Regions from separate parts of the Homo sapiens genome. Here region 2 is linked to region 1. The links are chromatin loops, found by intact Hi-C in ENCODE. Cell type or tissue: CD14-positive monocyte. All regions are shown on one strand. Each heading gives the region's core, and the rest is flanking DNA. Links, peaks and the distances in the headings are about the cores only.

What was found. Peaks named below come from ENCODE experiments on the same cell type or tissue, not always from the same donor. Only the 100,000 strongest peaks of a DNase experiment are listed, where the experiment ranks them.
Region 2: it touches region 1 in a loop (5-fold over the local background); 6 of 110 quality-filtered maps call a loop at or near these places.

The regions. Positions count from the first base shown.
Region 1 is chr2:58,101,719-58,113,249 of GRCh38, forward strand. All of the region lies in intron 7 of VRK2 (VRK serine/threonine kinase 2), which reads left to right. Among named protein-coding and RNA genes, the nearest start is that of VRK2, 61 kb to the left of the region's middle. RefSeq lists a silencer at 7,756-8,050 and an enhancer at 10,889-11,473. In CD14-positive monocyte, for the core only: no CTCF peak of the experiment used is centred there; a DNase peak (open chromatin) is centred at 6,313; H3K4me3 peaks cover 1,041 bases; H3K27ac peaks cover 2,816 bases.
Region 2 is chr2:57,887,608-57,899,138 of GRCh38, forward strand. No RefSeq gene overlaps it. Among named protein-coding and RNA genes, the nearest start is that of VRK2, 150 kb to the right of the region's middle. RefSeq lists a silencer at 2,930-2,979 and an enhancer at 5,305-5,354. In CD14-positive monocyte, for the core only: no CTCF peak of the experiment used is centred there; DNase peaks (open chromatin) are centred at 3,084, 5,384 and 6,944; H3K27ac peaks cover 2,319 bases.

The DNA.
Region 1 (11,531 bases), core at 2,048-10,047:
GTTAGCTAAAATCTGATTTAGGAAACTGCTGGTGTAGAACCAGGTGAATGTGATCTCTTTGATATATATGTACATCAGGAGAGCATGTTTCTTATCTTATAAATAGGAAAACAGGGATTGTGTTTATTTCAACTTATATTTCCAGAAGCTGTTATAGAGCATGAAACATAATAAGCATTCAATAAGTGATGAGGGCACAATGAGAAATTAAATAGATTAATGCATAAATGAATTTGTTAATCAATGTTCAGGAGTAACAGGTCAAGCCAACCAAGTAGAGCTGGATATACTGTATATAGCCAGGTATAGTAACTAAGTCATTTGTAGATTTCTTAAATTCCCATTGGGAAAGATCTACCCAATGTGTCAAAAGATCTTTACTATTTAATATAGCCATTATGATTATTTCCTTGCAGAAAACTCTTTTAGCACATTCACATAGAGAAACTGACAATGGGAACTGCTGTGGGTTGAATTGTACCTTCTCAAAAGCTGTTAAAGCATCATGAGGAAAAAGCCCTCACATATTAATATTAACCTTGAATATAAATGGATTAAATACTCCAATTAAAATACACAGATTGCCAGAATGGATTTTTTTTAAAAAATGAACCAACTATATACTAGTTACAAGAAACTCACCTTGCTGGTAAAGACACTTATAGATTGAAGGCCAAGGGATTGAAAAAGATATTCCACCCAAGCAGAAACCAAAAGCAAGCAGGAGTAGCCATGCTTGTATCAGATAAAACAGGCTTTAAATCAAAAACAGTTAAAAAAAAAAAAAAAGACAAAGGAGGTTATTATATAATGATAAAACAATTCAACAAGAGGCTATACCAGTCGTAAATATACATGCCCTGAACTCAGGAGCAGCCAGATTCATAAAACAATATTACGAGACCTAAATAAAGAGATAGCAATACAATAATAATGGGAGACTTCAACACCCCACTCACAGCACCAGACAGATCATTGAGACAGAAAATCAGCAAGGAAACTAGACTTAATTGAACATTAGATCAAAAGGATGAAACAGATATTCCAAGAGCTGCAGAATATACATTTTACTCATCATCACAGGGAACATTCTCCAAGATAGACTGTATGTTAGGCCACAAAACTAGCCTCAATACATTTTAAAAAATCAAAATCATATCAAGTGTCATGTCAGACCACAGTGGAATAAAACTAGAAATTAATACCATGAGTAATTATTGAAACTATACAAATACATGGAAATTAAACAACACATTCCTCGCTGATCTTTGGATCAATGATGAAATTCAGATAAAAATTTTTAAATTTTTGAAATGAATGAAAATGGAGACACAACATACCAAAGCCTTTGGGATACAGAAAAAAGCACTGCTAACAGGGAAGTTTATATCTTTAAGTGTGTACTTCAAAAAAAGAAATCACAAATTAACCAAACATCACATCTCAAAAAAATAGAAAAACAAGAACAAACCATACCCATAGCTAGCAGAAGAAAATAAATAGCAAAGATCAGAGCAGGACTAAGTGAAATTGAGACCAAAAATTAAATAAATAAATAAAAATTAAAATAAAAAAATCAACAAAATGAAAAGTTTGTTCTTTAAAAAGAAAAACTAAATTGATAAACTACTGGCTACACTAACCAAGAATAGAGAAGTTCCAAATACACATAATCAGAAATTAAAAAGGAGACATTACAACTACTACCACAGAAATGCAAGAGATCATCAGAGACTTCTGTGAACAACTATATGCTTATAAACTAGAAAACCTAGAGGAAATGGATACATTCCTAGAAACATACAACCTCTCAAGATTGAACCAGGAAGAAATAGAAATCCTGAAGAGACCAATACGAAAGTAGCGAGATAGAATCGGTAATAGAAAAATCTTAACAAACAAAAAAAGCCAGTAACCAAATGGATTAATTGCCAAATTCTACCAAAAGTACAAAGAAGAACTGGTACCAATCCTACTGAAACTGTTCCAAAAAATCAAGGAAGAGGAAATTCTCCCTAGTTCATTCTACAAAGCCAGTGTGACCCTTATACCAAAGCTAAACAAGGACAAAACAAAAAAGAAAACGTTGGATCAATATCCCTGATGACCATAGATGCAAAGTCCTCAACAAAAACTAGCAAACCAAATCCCACAGTGCATTAAAAAGATAATACACCATGATCAAATAGGTTTCATTCCAGGGATGCAAGTATTCTTGTGATGTGATTCATCACATAAGCAGAATTAAAAACAAAAACCATATGATTATACATGCAGAAAAAAAGCATGTGATAAAATTCAGCATCTCTTCATGATAGAAACCCTCTACAAACCAGACGTAGAAGGAACATACCTCAAAATAACAAAGGCCATATATGCCAACATCATACTAAATGGGGGAAGGTTGAAAGCAATCTCCCTACAAACTGGAATAAGACAAGAATGCCCACTTTTACCACTCCTATTTATCATAGTAGTGGATAGCCTAGCTAGAGCATTCATGCAAGAGAAAGAAATGAAATACATCCAGATTGCAAAAGAAGAAATCGAATTATCTCTATTTGCCAACAATATGATCTTATATTTAGAAAACCCTAAAAACTCCTGCAAAAAACTCTTAATTTTGTTAAATGAATTTAGCAAAGTTTGAGGATATAAAATCAATGTATAAAAATCAGTAGTATTTCTATACACCAATAACAGTGAAGCTAAGAACCAAATCGAAAAGGCAATTTTATTTACAGTAACTAAAAAAATGAAATAAAATACCTAAGAATATATTTAACCAAGAAAGTGAAAGATCTCTACAAGGAAAACTACAAAACAGTGGTGAAATAAATTGTAGATGACACAAACAAATGGAAAAACATTCCATGCTTATAGATCAGAAGAATTGTTAAAATGAGCACAGTGCCCAAAACAATCTGCAGATTCAGTGCAATCTCTATCCAAATACAAGCATCATTTTTCACAGAATTAGACAAAACCATCCTGAAATTCACATAGAACTGAAAAGGGGGCCTGAATAGCCAAAGCAACCCTAAGCCCAAAGAACAAAGCTGGAGGCATCACATTACCTGACCACAAATTATACTGCAAGGCTATAGTAACCAAAACAGCATGGTTCTGGTATCAAAATAGACACATAGATCAGTGGAACAGAATAGAGAACCAATAAATAAAGCTACATATCTACACCCAAGTGATTGTTGATAGAGTCAACAAAAATGCACACTGGGGAAAGGACACCCTGTTCAATAAATTGTGCTGGGAAAATTGGATTGCCATATACAGAATAATGAAAATGGACCCCTATCTCTCACCATATACAACAGTCAACTCAAGATGGATTAAAGACCTAAATGTAAGGGCTGAAACTATAAAAAATACTAGAAGTAAAACAAGGGAAAGCTCTTGTGGACATTGGTCTAGGTAAATAATTATAGACTAAGACCTGAAAAGCTTAAGCAACAAAAATAGACAAGTGGGATTTAATTAAACTGAAAAACCTCTGCACAGCAAGAGAAACAATCAACCAAGTGAACAGACAACCTGCAGAGTGGAAGAAAATATTTGCAAACAATGCATATGACAAAGGGCTAATATCCAGAATCTATAAGGAACTTGACAAGAAAAAAAAATAACCCCATTAAAAGATGGGCAAAAGACATGAACAGATATTGTTTAAAATAAGACATAAAAATAGCCAATAAATATATGGAAAAAATGCTCAACATCACTAATCATCAGAGAAATGCAAATTAAAACCAACTGAGATATCATCTTATGCCAGTCAGAGTAGCTATTATGAGAAAGACAAAAAATAACATGTTTTCTAAAACCCAGATGCATACATGACCAAAGAGCAATTTATGACCAAAATATTTGAGCATCCTGCTTCACAAACTGTTACATATAGGCTTTTTTTTTTCAGTTAGTGTGGGAAAATGGCATTTCTGAATTTTGAATTACTCCTTGAACTGTGTAAATTAAATGAATTAACAGGTGCCCTTTTTTAGTGGCTCTTAAAAATCATGGAACTCCAAGGGGCTATGCAGGTAGCACTATTGCTAGCGACCTCAAATACTATCTTTGAATTTAATAGAATATGTAGTTAGTGTAAACCAAGTAGGCTACTTCCAATGCTGGTTAGTTGTGTTTTATGTAGACACAGCCTATGTATGTTGAACCTTTTTATAATATACCAATGACAGTCAAATTATATCAGCTAACATTTTGTGAGTGTCTGCTGTTTACAGATATACCAAGCTCTGATAATGCTTACTGATATACTGAAAAGTCTTGATTAGGTTCAGATTTGAATCAGACAAAGAGGAAGACCATTAAGCCAATGCAATCCAGATTTCCCTCTTCCATTGCTTTTTTAATTTTGTTAATATACACACACAGGTTGTGTGTCTTGATTAGATTGGAAATTGAGAGTATCATAGGTTTTTTCTTATAATCCTTGAGAACTTGTGTCAAAAGGACAAGTTGGAAATAGACTGTAATTGGAAAGATTTTCTATAATAGGTGAAGGTATTTTTAGTAAAGAGGCAACTGCTAGCCTATGAACTATTGAGGGAATTTTCCCCAGAAGTCTGGAAAGCCTGTTAAGTCACAGTCCTATTTAATCAAACAGGCTTTGATGTTTTGCTAAAAGAACCAGGTTAGAATAGAAAAGCAGATCATGAGGTCAAAATGCTATTATCATTTATAATATTACTAAATATACATCAAGGTTTTGTTTTGATACTTTAATTTATGGCAGTATTTAAGGCAGTCATAGTCTTGGTCCTAATGGGGCAGTAGATGGAATGACGCAGTAATAGAGGCACAGCTTTTCTGGTGGTTATCCAATATAATGACTTCATGAGCATGTCATTAAGTCTTTCACTCTCAAAAAATATGAAAGGATAAAATTTTCAGTTTGTAAATATGAATAGATAGTTATAAGATCTAGGAGGAAAAAATGATCCAACATACAAAGCAGATTATTTTTAAGGATAAGCACATGTTGCTTCCATCAAAACAGAAACTGCTTTTTACAGCTCACTAAAAGATAAAAGATAAACTATAGTTTTGAAAACTATATCTTCATGCTTATTCTAATAAACCTCATATTTGAAAAGTAAGCCAGCACCTCTTTAAGGTTCTGTTACTTTGTCTACATGGAATTGTGATAAAGCACTAGTATCATTTGTAGGGTTTTATTATTGGCAAACAAGGCAGGGAAATTGAGGAGAAACAAAAAAGTACTGTATGATAATACAAAACACAAATTTGCATCAAAACATAGTAGCATCTTTGAGGCTACATCCATGTTTTAACAGATATGAGTGATTCTTGTGAACATAAACATGTTGCTGCTTCATTTGTCATATAGTGGTTTCATAAGTATGCATGTAATTTATTGTGAAGATTTTTGCCTTATGGTATCTTGTGGAAAGATAGGAAAATATTATTCCCTATTCAAATAAGATAAATGATGGCTTTTTGTTTTAAAGAAAAGCTTTAAAGTTGCTGAATACATATATATACTCTTCCCAGTGGGTTTTTCTTTTTTATTGATTGAAGACCTTTTATTTTTTTTGTAAAACAGCTAACTACAATGCTGTTCATACTGCAAAGTAACTGGCCTTTTTCAGTTTCTTGTGAATCCATTCAGTTTCAAGGTCTTCTCTCTTTACGCATGATATTTTCTGGAACAATTTATGAAGTTTAAAAAGTGGTGTCTAGCTTGCCATTTTTAATAGTCATGAATAGTGACTTTCTTCCTAGTATAATTTTCATCAGTCTCTCATTATGAGACTTTAATGGACACATTTCTCATTACAGCAAGGTGTGCTAATTAAGAAGATTTAATTGTACAAAATTGTCTAAATTATAAGGTGGTATATTGTACAACAGGAAAAATTAGTTTACTTAATATTGTTCTTCATAAGAGACCTCATTTTGAGAGCTGTGTATGCATCTATTCTCTCATGTGAATCTTCATTGTGGACATAAAATAGTAAACAAATGTGATTTAATGTGTGGTCACATCCCAGTGGACAGTGACATTTGTTCACATTAGTGTCCTGCTTCTTTCTCTGCCAGCTCCAAATGTTTTTCTCCCTGTCTTCAGCTTACATTCTCCTACTTCTTATATCAACGTCGTATCAAGCATTGAGAAATGCTTCCATTTGAGCCAGTCTGGCTGCTTGCTACTCAGGATTCTCGGTTGCGTGAGAAGCAGGAAAGCAGCAGATTTTACCCTTGTTGGGAAAGAGGCCCTTTACGTCTTTCCATCAACTTTTACTCTGTCACTCAGTCCTCCATAAACGGACAAACCAGGAACTAGTTGGATTAGGGTGTTAGTCACCAGTCAGCTAGTTTGCTTTTGGTACAGAAGTGATTGAGTCATTTTCTTACCAAATCTCTCCTTCCTCTTCTTACTCTCTTTTTCTCTATTTATTGAATCATCACTTACTCAGCCAGTTACACTGTTTTCAGAGTTGTCTTTGACTCTCTTTCTCTCAACCCTCTTATCCAGTAACTCGTGGATCTCTTCTTTGTCTCCCTTCTGCTCACCACTGTCCTAGTCCGAGTTCCTGTTGATTGCCTGTATTGTTATATTCTCCTAAATGGACTCTCTGCATCCATTTCCTCCTTATGATGCTGCCAGTGCTGATATTATTATTCTTTGCCAGAAAAATCCTTCCGTGACATCTATTTGCTTACAAAAATTGTGCCCCACCTTCTTAGCATGGTTTCCAAGGCTCTCTGGAAACTGATGCAAACCTTTCTTTCTTTCTTTCTTTTTTTTTCCTGGCTTGTGTTGTGTTTCCACCAACTTCTCCGCCCTCAACACACACTGACACATGCTCTGGTTGCCCTCTTGTATGTTTCTTCTTCCCTGTCTCCATCTGTGGAAGTCTTAGAAATTATTCAGTACCCAACTTAAATGTTGCTTCTTTCTCTGAGTCTCCCTGTTAGAAATAGCCTTTCCTTGCTGTAAAATTTCATAGACTTTTATGCTTTTGTCAGAGTATATGTTACCTCTAGGCCTGTAGATGTGCTTATGCCATCTCCCTTTCTGCTATGTGAGGCACATGGAAAATAACTCAGAACTTCTGGTCAGATTGATTTAGGTTCAAATCTCAGCTTTGCCAGTTACTAGAATTTATTTGTTTTACATAGATCACCTACCCTTACTCATCCTTTTTTCTCATTCTCAAAAGATCTTAAAATAACTTCTTAGGGTCATGAGGATTAAATGATTTGACTTATGTAAAGTACTTAATGCTCTTACAGCAAGTATTTGATAAGTATGCATTCATTTTTCTTTTTCTTTTTTGAAGTGTATATTTCCTGTTTATTATGCTTGGCACTCAGGTATCTGTTAAGCTTGGCACTCAGGTATCTGTTAAAAAAATTTAGTTCAGTTTGTCTAATTATTATCAATTAAATCAATTAAAATTTATTCAAACCAACTGTGCAGAAGGCCTTAGAGTAGGTGCTGTTATGGATACAAAAATGTATATATGACATTATCCCAGTCCCTCAACCCCTAGGAGCCTACAGCCTTTAACTGTGGAGCCAAAGCATAAATTTAAAAAAGCTAAATAACTTTGTACATTGTTAAAATAGCAGATTCATGTGGACAAGGTGAAAACCCAGTAAATTGCCTTGTGCTTAAAAGGATCTGTAGTAGTCCATTCCCATACTGCTATGAAAAAAAAAAAAATACCCAAAACTGGGTAATTTATAAAGAAAAGAGGTTTAATTGACTCACAGTTCTGCATGGCTGGGGAGGCCCCAGGTAACTGCTATCATGGCAGAAGGGGAAGCAAATATGTCCTTCTTCACATGCTGGCAAGAGAGAAGTGCTGAGGGAAAGGGTGAAAAGCCCCTTATAAAACCATCAGATCTCAGGAGAATTCACTCACTATCACAAGAACAGCATGCGGGAACCGCCCCCATGATCTAATCACTTCCCAGGGGTCCTTCCCTCAACACATGGGAATTACAATTCAGATTACAATTCAAGATGAGATTTTGGGTGGAGACACAGCCAAACCATTTCAGGTTCTACATATAAAGGCCATTCTCTTATAACTCACCAGAGAGAGGATTTCACAGGGTTCTTTCTTTCTGTATGTAAATATATATATATATTTGGAGATGGGGTCTTACTCTGTTGCCCACAAAATCAGAGGGTTCTTTTTAATCATTAGCTTTACCCATCCATCTGGAAAAATAAAGCGGTGTAAAAGCCTACAAGCATCAGGAAGCAAAGAAGACTGGAAGTACAGGCTTAACTAAGTGTAGAACTTGGGAATATGGCATACCTGTGTACAAATCTGGCCAAGTGAAATAGGAAGGTGATCTGGCCAGGTGAAATATGAAGGTGATTTTCTAGACGGACTGCTTAGTATATGAAACTTGTGTTTTTCATGATCATACTCAAAGGCTAATTTGCTTTTCATCTTCATTCCATTCTTTAATCAAGGCTGTGATTTATTGACCCCTCTGTCATAAATTGGGGAGAACATGTATATACATGTATGTAGCAACTTTAAAGGCTTTTCTTCAAAACAGAAAGCAATCATTTATTTTAATAGGGCATAATATATTCCTATTTTTTCAATAACATACCATAATGCAAAAATCTTAACAATAAATCAAATGCATATTTACGAAAATAACTATATGACAAAAAGGGAATGAAGCATGGAATGAAGCAGCAGCATGTTTATGTTCACAAGAATCATTCATATCTGTTAAAAAATATATGTAGCCTCACAGATGCTACTGTGTTTTGATACAAATTTGTGCTTTGTATTATTATACAGTACTTTTTTGTTTCTCCTCAATTTCCTTACCTTGTTTGCCAAGAATGGGGTTCTTGGGGAGGCTAATACTGAGATAGAATTAGGAGGGCAAGGGCTTTTTGGAGGCAGGAAATCTAATGCCCATGTAAGATAAAAGGGGAGGAAGCAGGATTGAACAGGGAAGGCTTCCAGAGCGGGATGTTGATCTGACACTTGTGAAAGGAAAGGGAACCAGAGGCAGAATTGAGGAGGGAGAGCTTCAGACATGATGCAGATCTGACAAAATCTCAGTGCCCACTCCCGACATTGGGGAGCTCCAGAGCAAAGCTTGCCTATTAGGAGAGACCCCAGCTATGTAGAAATAGTCACACCCTCTCCATGATCAACTGCCCAGGAAGAGTGTGGCCTTGGTGCACACGCTGTGGTAGGACCCAGTGGTCCTGCCCCTAGTGGATGTCGACTTATTGCATTCCTTACAAGTAAAGGGCCGCTTCTTTCTTGATGGGATTACACCTCAGTGGCTGCAACACTACATTTTCAATCACAAAGTATCAAAATGGAAAGCCTGTAAAAGCGTTAGTTAAAATTAGTTGTTTATTGGAGGAGTCGAGAAGTTCACTAAAATAACAAAACCCTTGGACAGGCTGGCCTTAGTGAGTGTTGAGTGGCTTACGTTGTTTGGGAATATATTTTTCATCTGTTAAATGTTGATAATGACATCCATCTTCCCTATCTACCTCACAAAGTTATAAAAAAAAGTAATGTCTAAGAAAGGCAAGAAAATCATGTGAGAGTCAATACAGTGTAATAGAAAAATCTCTGTGTCAAGGTGAAGGGAAGCAGGTAAGGCTGTCCCTCGTACTCATGGAGAAGGGAAATGATGGCTACATTCAGAAAAAGTGCATAAAAGGACAATCATTTGAAATGCATTAAGGAGTCTGGGCGTGGCAGCTCACGCCTGTAACCCACCATTTTGGGAAGCTGAAGCAGGAGGATTGCTTGAGCCCAGGAGTTCAAGACCAGCCCAGGCAAAAAAGTGAGACCCCATCTCTATTTTAAAAATATAAAAATAAATGCATAGGGAGTAACTATTTATATATTCCTGTGGCTAGTCTTACTACAACGCAAATAATCACACCTACCTGATCCTGGTATAAATCTTGAGTTCCACAGACAGGCCTGTTTAAAACTAGGGGTATTACACATATTTACAATTAAAATGAAAAATATTAGCCGTTTGTTTTTGATTTCACAGAAAAAAAAAGGTAATATATAAAAAACTTTGAACCAAAACAAGTTTTATTTTAGATTATAGATTGGCAACTTTTTCTGTAAAGAGCCAGAAAGCAAATATTTTAGGCTTTTATGAGCTCTGTGGGTCACATATGGTTCTCTGTTACATTTTCTTCTCTTTTTCTTTCCCTTTACAATTCTATAAAATGTAAAAATTATTCTTAGCTTTAGGGTGTATAAAAATAGGACCTAGACTGTGACCCCTACTATAGATTTAGTTCTGCACAAACTCATTTTTGACTTCAACATAATTTCAGAAGTTGACAGAACCCTTAATTCTATATTGTATTTTTGAAAAAAGAGAATGGAATTTGGAAGTCATATCAGCCAGGATTCGAATCCTGCTTTCATCCTTTACAAGCTCTGTGACTTGGGCAAGTTATTTAACTGCTGGGATGCTCAGCTTTCTTATATGTAAAATAAAACCAGTGCTACCAGGCTGGATGTGTTTGTCTAGATTTAATGAAATAATTTGAGAAAGGTACTTTGCCCAGTGATTATTAGATAATAGAACCTCAAAAGATATTACTTCATTTCTTCCCTTCCTTTACTTATTTGATGGTATTTTCTAGCCTTCCCTCCCCCACATCTCCTTTGTTCTAGCAAAATTCTAGACTGTCTTTCTCTACTGAGTTATCTTAGTAGAACTCTCAGTGTGACCTAATTGTAGTCTGTAGGGGTGGATAGAAAACTTCTCTTCCACGCTTCTCTGAAGGGTCACTGGAATGAGCTGACAGTATAGTAACAGGAAAAAAAAAAAAGGCCTACAAATTTATTATGTACATGGACACGGGAGTCCTGAAAATATGAGACTCAAAGAAGGTCCAGATGGTTGAGGCTTAAATACCCTCTTCATATGGAAGAGGGAAGTGGGGAAGTATATGCAATTTTAGAAGCAAATGACTTTTAGGGGAAGTGAATGAGCCCAAACAACAGACTACTGGCCTCGGACAAAGTTGTTCTGAGCTCTGGGGGACATTGCAGCACATTGTGGGAAGCTGAAGGGTGGAACTTCATTATGAACACAAGTTGTCTTAATATGTAGATAAAGTCTTTTAGGTAATCTCTTGGAACTGCCCTCAGAAGAATAAAAGCCTGTCTGGGTGTGGTTATGACTTTTAGTCTTTTCTTTGGTGACTAATCTTTCCTGGTTATTTGATGAGATTCCTGGGGAAGGAGTTTTAAGACAATTGCATTTCTAGGCCAGGCACAGTGGCTCACGCCTGTAATCCCAGCACTTTGGGAGGCCAAGGGAGGCAGATCATGAGGTCAGGAGTTCCAGACTAGCCTGGCCAACATGGTGAAACCCCGTCTCTACTAAAAATACAAAAATTAGCTGGGCGTGGTGGCACACGGCTGTAATCCCAGCTACTCAGGAGGCTGCGGCAGGAGACTCACATGAACCCGGGAGGCGGAGGTTGC
Region 2 (11,531 bases), core at 1,898-9,897, 210 kb before region 1:
AAAGCTTTGAGGTGGTTTACATTTGTTTTAGATCCAAGAGATGACTTACTACTCTTTCCTTTTCTCTAAAAAATGTCATTAATACTTGCATAGGGAAGTATTAATTCCTTTGTAAGGAAGTATCACAAATACTAGTATATATTCAAGTAATATGTTAGGGGGTGGAGATAAATTGATCTTTTCTCCAGTACTTTAAAAAATCAGATAGTTAAACCTAGAACTCTAAGATAATATAGAATCTAATAATCTAATATAAAGAAAAACAAGTGCAAGAAAAACTGCTATCTTTTATTTTTTTCCTCTGAGGTATTACAAAGTGTTGGAATTTAGTAATCAGGGTTTATCTCTTATAACAAGATAGTTACTAGAATGTTATAGGTTACAGCTGGTTGCAATATTCCTTATTTTCTTATTATACCCCTTTCATAATGAGGTTTCAGCATACACTGTTAGTTAACATTTGGCAAGGTACAGCTTTAGAGGTTCCACACATAAGGCTATCAGCAAGGAGCAGGATGTGTCATATAAAATGGGAGTGAACATTTGAAGTTTGCTTGTGTTTCCTTAAAAAAAGAAAGCTAGAGAGAAAGCTCTAGATCAATCATTTTATCATTTGGCTTATTAATTGCTACTTTATTTAGACTGTCTCTGCAATTACTAGTAAAGGTTGTCTCTTCCTGCTCCTTTATCTCTCAATCATGTCTCTTCAGTTCTGCACCTTCGGATATAAAGCTCCCACAGCTCTACCTAGAAATATTTTGGCTAGCTCTGTCTCCCCTCCCCAGCTTCAGTACTTCTCTACAAAAGCCTGTGAAACTGATTTCATTAAGAATATTCTCAAGTATGTTGGCATTTTTTATTGCAGCACTTGTTCATTATCAATCTCAGAACTAGAGAAGTAGAATTGTTGAACCAAGAACCTGGACTCTGAATCTTCAGGGAGGCAATGTCTGACTGCGAAGAGCAGAGCAGCTGAAGGCTCCTTCCCCAGCTACAGACACCTCTAGACCTTGACTCCTTAGACAAGAGGCGCCAGTGGTTTCACAGATCTATGTGCTTAGTACAAAAGGAAGAAAAGGCCACCACCACCTCAATACGACTGCAGGAAGTCATGGTAGAGGTTCACATCCAAAGAGACCACATTAAACCAGGATTTAAGAAGTTAGAACTCAAAAGTCTTACTTTCAAGTCACAACTTTGATTTGGGAGGTCCACTTAAACCTCACATTAACTTTCTCTCTTTGTTTTATCTTGCTGGCTATGTATCCTTGGGCAAGTTCTTTTCTTGACCTCCCTCAACCCCAGGCTCCTCATTACATCTATAAAATGAGGATAACAGTACCCCATCAAATTTTGGTGAAGATTAAATGAGATAATAATGTGTATGTGGTTCATAGTATTCAAGTTTTTCTAAAAAAAAAATAGACTTTAGTGACTTTCTTCTTTTTTAAATTTTTTATTTTTAGTTATTATGAACACATAATAGTTGTATATATTCACAGCGTACATGGGATATTTTGATACAGGCATACAAAGTATCAAGGTAATTGGGGTATACAGACCTCAAGCATTTGCCATTTCTATGTGTTAGGAACATTCCAATTTCACCCTTTTAGTAATTTTAAATTATATAATTATTGTTAACTATAGTCACCGTATTGTGCTACTAAATATGAGATCTTATTCATTATATCTAACGTATTTTGTACCTATTAACCATCCCCACTGCATATGGGCTTCCCTGCTTTCTTCCCACCCTCTCGTAAGCACCAGTTCTATTCTCTATCTCCGTGAGTTCAATTTTTTTTTCTTTTTTTTTTAGCTCCCACATATGAATGAGAACACGTGATATTTGTCTTTATGTGTCTGGCTTATTTAACCTAACATAATGCCTTCCTGTTCCATCCATTCAACTCTTAATAAATGTAAGAAATATTACAAGAGTGTCTAATAACATAGTATATACGATGTGTGTTTGTGTGTGTATAATGAAACCAATCTAGTGGTATTTTTCAAAACTGCATACCTATGTGTATATCTTATCAGGGAATTGTGAGCATTTTTAAGCTATTGCTTGTAAGATCCTTTGGCACCTCTCTTTGGGCACAGTGCTTTGTGTATTACTCTTTGAATAGGAGAAATATATTTATTATACATAATCATCATCTCTTTTTTTCTACCAAAAAGATCATAATAGCTAGAATGCTGGATACAAATATAAAAATTGAATACTAGGTCCCTGTGATCATTGCAGTTGCATCTTTTCTGAATTTAAGAGCATATATGTTAAATCCTTCAATCTGAGAAATTTAAGAATGTATCTAATGAACTTTATAAATAGAAATCTAGGAGTATTCTAGATACTTTTTGCATACAATTTAAGCTCAGTAATACAACCTATTGATTATTTGCTTTGATTTTTATTTTACTATTTGACCAAAGCAAGCAGAAACCTATGACTTTTTAGACTTACCCTATTTTAGGCTACAAATATATTACCCACTTTTGGGCCGACATAGTCAATATGAAATCTGTCACAAGATAAAATGAAATCCTCTGTATTTTGTGGTGGAGACATCATGGATTAGACTTAGGGTCAGAGGACCTGGGCTGTCATCGTGGCTTAGTTCTGAGCATACTATGTGACCTCTTGTGAACCACTTCACTTTGCTGAATGTCACCTTTCTTTTGTATGAAATAAGTTAGACTAGATCAGGGCTTCTCAATTCTTTCATGTGCATACTAATCACCAGGAGATTTTGATAAAATGAAGATTCTGATTAGTGGGTCCAGGGTGGGGCCTGGGATTGTGCATTTCTAACACGCTCCCAGGTGATGCTGATGCTACCAGTCCACAGGCTGCACTTTGAGTAGCAAAGGACTGCATATGTTCTTGGACAACTACAGTATTATTTTGGGTTTCTATAAGGTTATCCATGAGAAAGCATGTCATAATGGCCCCAAACAGGGATCAGGCACAGATAATCACTAACAGAGTGTCTAATACTTTACAGTTAGCAAAGTGCTTTCACATCCATTGAGTCATCCTAGCATTTCTGAGAGGAACCTAAACTCAAAAATGTTGAATCACTGGCTCAAGATCACACAGTCACATGGTCAATATGTGGCAAAGCCCAGGGTCAGATGTGATCTTCATCTCAGTTAGCTGTGCTCACACACAACCATGATTTCCACTGTCACCTTTGTGCTCAACAGGCCCCCAAATGCATCAAAGCCAGAGAAGACCTTACAGCCTAATTTCATTTTATACACAGCCATATAATTATTTATTTATTTAAAGTGATCTAAATATTGATCAAATCTAATGTTTACCTGTTAGAGCTGATTTAAGACTTCTATTTTCTTTCACATCTTTCAATTATTTTTCTGCTGCATCCTATTAATCAAGTACAGAAAAGCCTCTCAGACCAGCATGTGCATTTCCAGTTTCAATTGCTACAGTACATGAGTTCTAGATCTTAAAGGCCAAAAAGCATCTATTTGACTAAAGAGCTATAAGGCAGCCATAAAAATTATGGATCACAGAAATAAGCAATTAGTGTTATCTTCAATTGCTTTATTGGCAGTATTCACTCGTTAGAATAGAGGCAGCCGTAAAACAGATTGCAACATACTGTATAACAGCATATGGGATTTTACATTATAATGCTATTCTCTGCCAAGAAGTCATATTTTCATTTGAATGCATGGAACAGATTATCACAGGGTTTCCAGCATTAGAAGTGGATGACCCTCACATTTTTGTAGTTGTTGTTAAAAGGCAATTCCTGAAGTTATGACTAAATCAAAATAAATGCAATGGTGAATAGGGCTGTGTTACATGTCTGCATTCTGGGCCTTTAGAGACTGGGCATGGCATGGAGCTACAGCAGATAATAAAGTCAATCTCTAACGTGGTGGATAGAGGGAGAGTTGAGGGTTTGCCAGTCTTCCAAACCAGCTGGCGTCAATTCTGGAGGAAGCTGCTCGCCCGCCCATCTCATCATAGCTGAAGTGCCACAAAGGACACCGCTAGAATAGGGGATAGAAATAAAACAATAGGAATAATAATATAAAAAGGAACAGGATCTTTATTTAATATTGGGAGATGTTTCCTTGACATCCATTCTTGCCTTTTTTGCAGAACGTGTATGTGGATGTGTTTGTATATTGCAGATAATGTACATACAGGCCTTCAAATATACATACTCTACAACATGTTTTAACAGGCCAAGATGTCAGGAATCACCCACAGGCCTTCAGTTCAAGAGATTCTCCATTCCCCCACACACTTTACACTTTTTTTTTATAAGTTTCAATATGGTACACCTGGAAATAGGGCTAAATGCTTACTCCCCCATTTCAACAGTTCAAGTTGGAAAAAAAGTAGGAAAAAGTACATCTGACAGGTTCTCTTTCCAAGATCAGCCTGTGATGTAGCAAATGAAAGGCTTTGAAAGGCAGGATTGCTGAAAAGGAAGCTTGTGTGGTTTCAAATTAGAAGTCATATTGTTGCACTCACAGTTGATCAAATAAATATTAATCACCAAATGTATTTATGTCACTTCTCACGCAATTGCAATATATTTTAAATGTGTTTTTAAATGGTGGATAAAACACACTGGAAGGGCAAAAAAAATCTTTTTTATAGAACCTCAGATACAAGGGAGCTAGAGGCATATGTAGTAATTTACCAGAACAAAGGAATATGTTTGAATTAGTTTCTCTGCGCGTTGCTGCTATTTATTCAGATCTAGTAAAATCCAGATAATTTGATAAAGTCTTCAGAGTCCATGTGTAATGAAATCGTGTCGAAAGTAGACTTTAATCTCATGTAATGTTTCAATGAATTCTTGTATTCACCTAAGTAATTTTTCTAATCTTAATTCTGAAAATTATATAATTGTAAAAAAACTTTATTTTAAAAAAAGATTATCTTAAATGATTACAGAGGCAATAATAATGTAAAACAAAATATAACAGAGCTGCCCCTTTCTATATCCTTTGGTTACTTGGAGTAACATTTTCACTCAATTTTCACAATACTTATGTTTAATAATCTTTTTCTTTCCTGCATAAAAAGATTTAGTGGAAAGAGTAATCAGACTGAAAATGCAAGCATTTTGCAATGTAATCCTGCCTGTGCTATTTACTAGCCCCTATGGCTTTTGTACATTGTTTAAATTCTGTTTCAGCTATCATGAATTTATTTGTTAAGTTGTATAATGACCATAAAACTCACAGTCTCCTTCCAAAGTGTGCTTGAAAAAAAATTTCTTTATAAGTATTTCTTGAGTGGTTAGAGTAATTTCTCGTGAATGACTATCTTGTCTTATTTTTAGAGTGAGGAAAGTTTGTAGTTTCCCTGGAGCCAGACAAGGGGACTTCTTCAAAAACTCAAAATGAAAACAGGAACCAAAGCAGAGGATAGTTTATACTTTGAGAAAATGCATGCTGACAGACTGAGAGTGATCACCAATGTATCGCGTACAGTGAAACATCTGCCTTTTTTTTCAGCAGTATTTTCCCCAAGAGCCAACCAGTTTTCTTAATTTGGCAACTCTTGTGGTCCAGGCCTTACTATTGAGGTGACCCTATTATATAGAAATGTTCAGAAGTAAGCTCTTCCTGGGGTTTATGAGATAGCAAACTGAAGAGACTACATATTTTGTAAATGTCAATGAGTATGTGTGTGTGTGTATAGATCTTCACCAAAGAAGGTCTTACTGAGTCAGACAAGAGTGATACTAAAAGCTAATAGGGAAAATCTTTTTTATTTATTTATCTTGTCATGAAGTGATGTTACTTAATTCAGCATTGTTCAGAACAAAGCAAAAACGAATAGCATCTTGCTATATAATGACTAGTTTTTCCTTTCCTTGCAATAAAGTTAAGCATTTAAAAAAAAAACCCACAAGCATCTCAAATAGCCTCTGCTTTGCTGCAAAAATAGACTGTAATGAGAGTAACTCTTCCAATCAATTATGCAGCACGGTTTTAAGTGAAGAAAAAATTTCAACATACGTATCACTTCAAAATATATACAGCACATATCTATATGTACAAACTGCGTAAATTTTGAAGGGCTACGAAGCACATATTTTGCTACACCAAAGCTCTGACTGTTAAATTGATTGCGACTAAACTATAATTTCTTTTGCTGAAAAACCGGAGCAATATGAATCTTACTGGGATTATTTAAACTTAGTGGTGTGTATATACATCTACATGTGTGTGGGTATAAACAACAGGGTTTCTACAAATTCTCTTCAGTAGGCTCAGCAGTAACTACTCTTCTATAACTAAAATATTGCATTGAAATTGTCTCCTGTAAAAGTGATAATGCTAAACAAACATACTTCAAATTCCACAGTCTACACATGTGGACTCTGAGCCCATTCCACATAGGGGGTTGCTTAGTGTTGTTCACACATGTTTAAATACATGTAGGGTTCATTAAGAGTGTCCTTTAAGAAGATCCTTTTGGAAGAATAATTTGCCACATTAGCTAAAACAATGTACCTTGGACTTTTTCTTTTCTATATACACGCTGTATACATATACATTATATATATATATATATATATATATATATATATATATATATATTCATTTTGGCTGAATTCAGGAATGAGTCTGTGGGCTGAACGAATCGATCTGTCACAGAGCAACAGATTGCAGCTATAGACTGCCAACAAATCACAAGCAACAGTAGGTAATGACTAATTGTAACAGGAATGAGGGAACAGAGGGTGAGGATTGTTTCAGAAAAGGTAACAGGAAAAATGATCCTTTCCAAATGAAATCAAACATTTTTTGTTTTGATATTGGTTATTACAAAGTCACATACCAAACACAACACCTTCACTTTTCTCAGTGGTTCCTAGTGACGCTGGTCAATTTGGCAATTTCTAAGAGATTTGCTAATTCTCCATCATAGGTTCCCTTTTTTGTTCCTTTATTGCTCATTAACACTATTATATGAAGCATCTTTGAGGTTGCTCAATGAATTATTATTTTAACACAGTCTTTGAAGCAGTACAGCTAAGACTTACAGGAAACCTTGACTACGACTCCTACTTTGTGGCAATAAATAGACAACATGATCTTGGGGGAAAAAAAAAGAAAGAGATTCATGAAAATTTACAAAGTCTAAGAAACAGAATAGGCATGAACAATCATATCCATCTCACTTATTGGTTAGAATTTTGTGATTTTTAATTATCTATTCAATCTTGCTTCCTCAGACTTTCACAAAATACTTTTTTCTAATTATCAACATACAAAAACATAAATTTGTTTATAACTAAAACTTAACCTTCTAAAACTTTAATCTATTAAATTACTCAGAGTTTGAAGCACTGAGAGGAGTTAAACCCTGCACTAAGGTTCAAATGCTTTGGGGACTTTCCACAAGTTTTGCTTTACTGCAATGAAAATTAACAAGATTTTCTGTGTAGTTGAGACATAAGGATTTTGTGGCTCTCTATAATTGTGGAGATTACAAAGCACATTTTATATATAATATACATAGTTTTAAATGTCACTTATTTTGTTTAAATTTAAACATTTAATTGCAGCCAATATGAGACTGTCCTTACATGTATTTCAAATTTAAGATAATGATTTTCTTAACTTGATGTAGGCTGTTACCCCAATCTTCAGGTGATACAACCCATTTTGTCTCACTGGTATTTTAATTCCTAAATTCCCTGCTTTCTATGAACACATTTGAACATCAGAATTCATGTCTACTTGATATTTGAATCAAACATTCTGTGTCTCCCCATTATTCACAGAATAAATAAGTGAGGGAAGCTAAGGACTACTCTCCTTTCTCAGACATCAATAGATGTCCCTAAACCAAATTCTCAATAAACTCAACTCTTCCTGTGTTAGAAAAGAGCAGTTCCAGAGTGTCAAGTTGAAAACTTAGCCATTAAAGTAGAAACATAAAAAAGAGAAAGCATAATTTGCTGAAATAAGTATCAGAACCAGATTTGATAGGAGGAGAATGAGTAATAATGGTGAACAATGAACTATAGATCCTTGAAGCAATGTACAGGAGGAAGAGGAAGAAACTAAGGACAAATGAGATGGCACAAGGGCAACAATTTAGTGAGAGGGACCAGGAAATATAATAATAAAAACTAGAAACTTTGACGAAAAGAAGTAAACCTATAGCAGAAGCCAATAAAGCTCAAAGAGAAAATCAGAATTAGATTCAACATCATTTAAAATAAATCTTCCCCCTATTTTTCCAAAGGTTCTGATTCTTGAATTCTAGTAAGTAGCCTAGCCTAAATCCTAGTTGATTAGGGATGTAGATTTGGAATCTCCCATCTGTTCCTGAGGATCACATACATATAATTGGTGTGCACCTAAACCATTCTTTTGGTTTCAAGCTTCAGGATATTTTGGACAAAATGTATACATATATTAACATCTTGATAATTGAAAGTCTGCTAAAGCTATTTATATGATCATAAAACTGTTTGAAACTCTCAAAGGGCAAGCTGCAGACAGCTTCACGGCCCAGGTTTCATCACAGGTGCATCCCATTATCACCTATATCCTTTACATTGAAACACCAAGAAAGGGCCTAGCCACCCGACGGCGGCAATCCACTCTGGCCAGCATTTACATCTCAGGTGATGACAGAGATATTGTGATTAGCGAATGCCAGCACAAAAAGCCAAACACCATTGTTAAAAACAGAAGCCAGTTCACTAGGTACAACAGAAGCACTAGTGGTAATTTTCAAGAATTGATGAAACTACCAACTGAAGTATATTCATTTAATCATTCAATCATTTCATCATTCATCCATTAAATATTTATTGGACACCCCAAGTTCTTGTTTGAGGTATTATATAGTCCTACAGCTTTGGTGTCTTAGTATCATAATATGACACATATATTGGTGAAAATAAGCCAGTACAAAACAATAACAATTATGAACCATATCATCACCTCTTTACTCCATGTTCTGGCTATGCCTGGCCTTTTATGTGGGCCATGTTTATAACTATTTCATATATTTAAGTAATTTAAGTTGAATCCTTTGCTTATGCATAACTATTTCACTGATAGTCAAACTATAACATGTGCGATTTCTTGAAGCATTGCTCTCAAAATAAAAATATTTCCGGATATGTTGCACCTTAATGTGAGTGAATAACCTCTTGATCCCACCACCAAAAAAATAAAAAGGCTAGCATGAAAAGATTGGAATATTAGGAATAAATGGAATAAGGCCCTGAAAAGAACAGAATGGGAAATAGAAAACAAGGGATGACTGTGTTTAGGGTTATCCTCTCTTCTGCCACAGGAAACATAAAACATTTCAGATCTGAGTTAATTGGTTAATTTTTCCTATTATTTGTCTTGCCTAAGTTGCAAAGTGAGATTTTCCATAATTTCATGCTGTAATTTAGTATCTAATCCTTTCAATTCACGATTTTATAAATTTCAACCAAAATGAAGAATCTCCACTTCTGTGTTCTGTCTCCAAACAACTCTAATGGTGCTACCAAGATGGAGATCCAGATTCCACAATGTCCTGGGTATGCCCTTTATTCCATTTGCTCTAGGTTCACTACTATGCTTTCGAGGTGTTTTAACCAGAACTGCATTTTCACTTACTATATCGATTTAAGTTCACACATACAAAATATTTATCACATAGATGAGATACATATTAACATCATTATTTATCCCTATACCCACAAAAATACTTTCCTCATAAAATTAACTTATCTCAAGAGTCGTCAATATTATTCCCATGCATTAAGATAAAAATTATTTTAAATTGGTAACTATTGTACTTTCTATCCATGATAAGTCAACTATGAGCACAATCTGTGGCGGATTTGGGCGAATAAGCCACCAAAATAACAAGTACTTATCAAAAACCTGACTATATTTGATGTAAACTATATTTTATTTGATGTAAAATAAAAATTAGTAATTCAGCTGCTTGCTTTCTAAAATGAGGTTGTTTATAAATGTTAGGTAGCTGACGAAATAATCATAAAAAAAGAATGACCATCCCTTTGAAAGGCCCATGTAAAAACAAAACAAAGCCAAGCCTCAAATTTAGTCACTACAGACAAAATTTGAACTTTCCTTTGAGCCATATGGATTTAGACAGAATCAGAGCAGAATTGAGCATTTCCTGGGAAAAGTTACCCAACCAACCCCTACCGCTCCCCTTGGCCACCTCAAAATCATAGCTGGTGATCTAAAACTGCAGAGAGAAGTAGGTGATGGCCTCCAGGTTGCTACTGAGAGTAATTCTCACAGCATTCCTAGGTTCCCCCCTTGCTTTTCCAGAGAGGACAGTGGCTCTTAAACCCAATTTTGTATGCATGTGGTTCCTTCCAGTTTATGCTGCAGCAGATCTGACTTCTCTACTCTAAGGAGCTGTCCTTAGCCATTGCGACCTCAGTTCCTGCAGGTGACAGTATGGCTTTCTGCTGATTTATTAAAAATCTCCCATTTTATGGCTCCTGTGTACTCTCTGGGGTGTGATCATGTGACCAGTATAATGACAATCTGTCTCCCTGCTAACATTTCTCTACTTTGGTTATTTGTTTGATAAAGTGAGGAGCTTCCCTTTTGTTGCCCTTCATCAGAGCTTAATGTCTTTACTTTGGGATCAATATACTTTATGAATAATTTTATTTCCTTCTATTTTTATGGTCTTTTCTCCTCATTATCATACTGAGTTTATTAGCTGGTGCTGTCAGTATCTTTACCCTGTCATATGTTCCTGAGGTACAGTAAATATCACTTGTGTTGTAATTAATATGCACACCCTCTGCAGTAATTAAAGTACAGACCCCTTCAACCAGCTGAGCTTCCTACACTAATTCCACCTTATCTTCATAATGAACTTATTGTAATCTGAAACTACTACTGAATATTGTTCAGTAAGACTAGAAGAATGAAATCTAACGAGATGCAATAATATTTGTGAACATGTTAATATAAAAAATGAATTTAATTAGCCTAAATCTAATTAAATTTCCCATACAATTAAAAGCACCCCCCTTCTTTCCATTTTTTAAAAACTAACAAGTTTCATACTATTGCCCTTTCAGTTATTTCTACAAAGAAGCAGGCTGGACAAATGCTTTTTCCCCATAAAATACACAGAGGAAGACCTACAGAATCCAGAAATTGTGTCATTACATAGTGGAAAAATAGCTGAGTCCCTCTGAAGAACTACTATGTGAAACAGAAAACTTGCAAGAATTTTTGAACAAACCAGAAATCTGACCCTTCTAAAAAAGTATTGAACCAATTTGCCAGTTAAAGCTATATTTTTAAAATATTTAATACCATTTGTACATTTCAGATGCACAGTCCCTGTCCCCAAGAAACTTATGTATTTTTTATTGCATATAGTTAAGATGTACAACATGATGTTTTCATATACATATACATAGTGAAATGATTACTATAGTCAAGTAAATTAACATATCCATCATCTCACATTATTACTTTTTTTGTGCGTATGTGTAAGA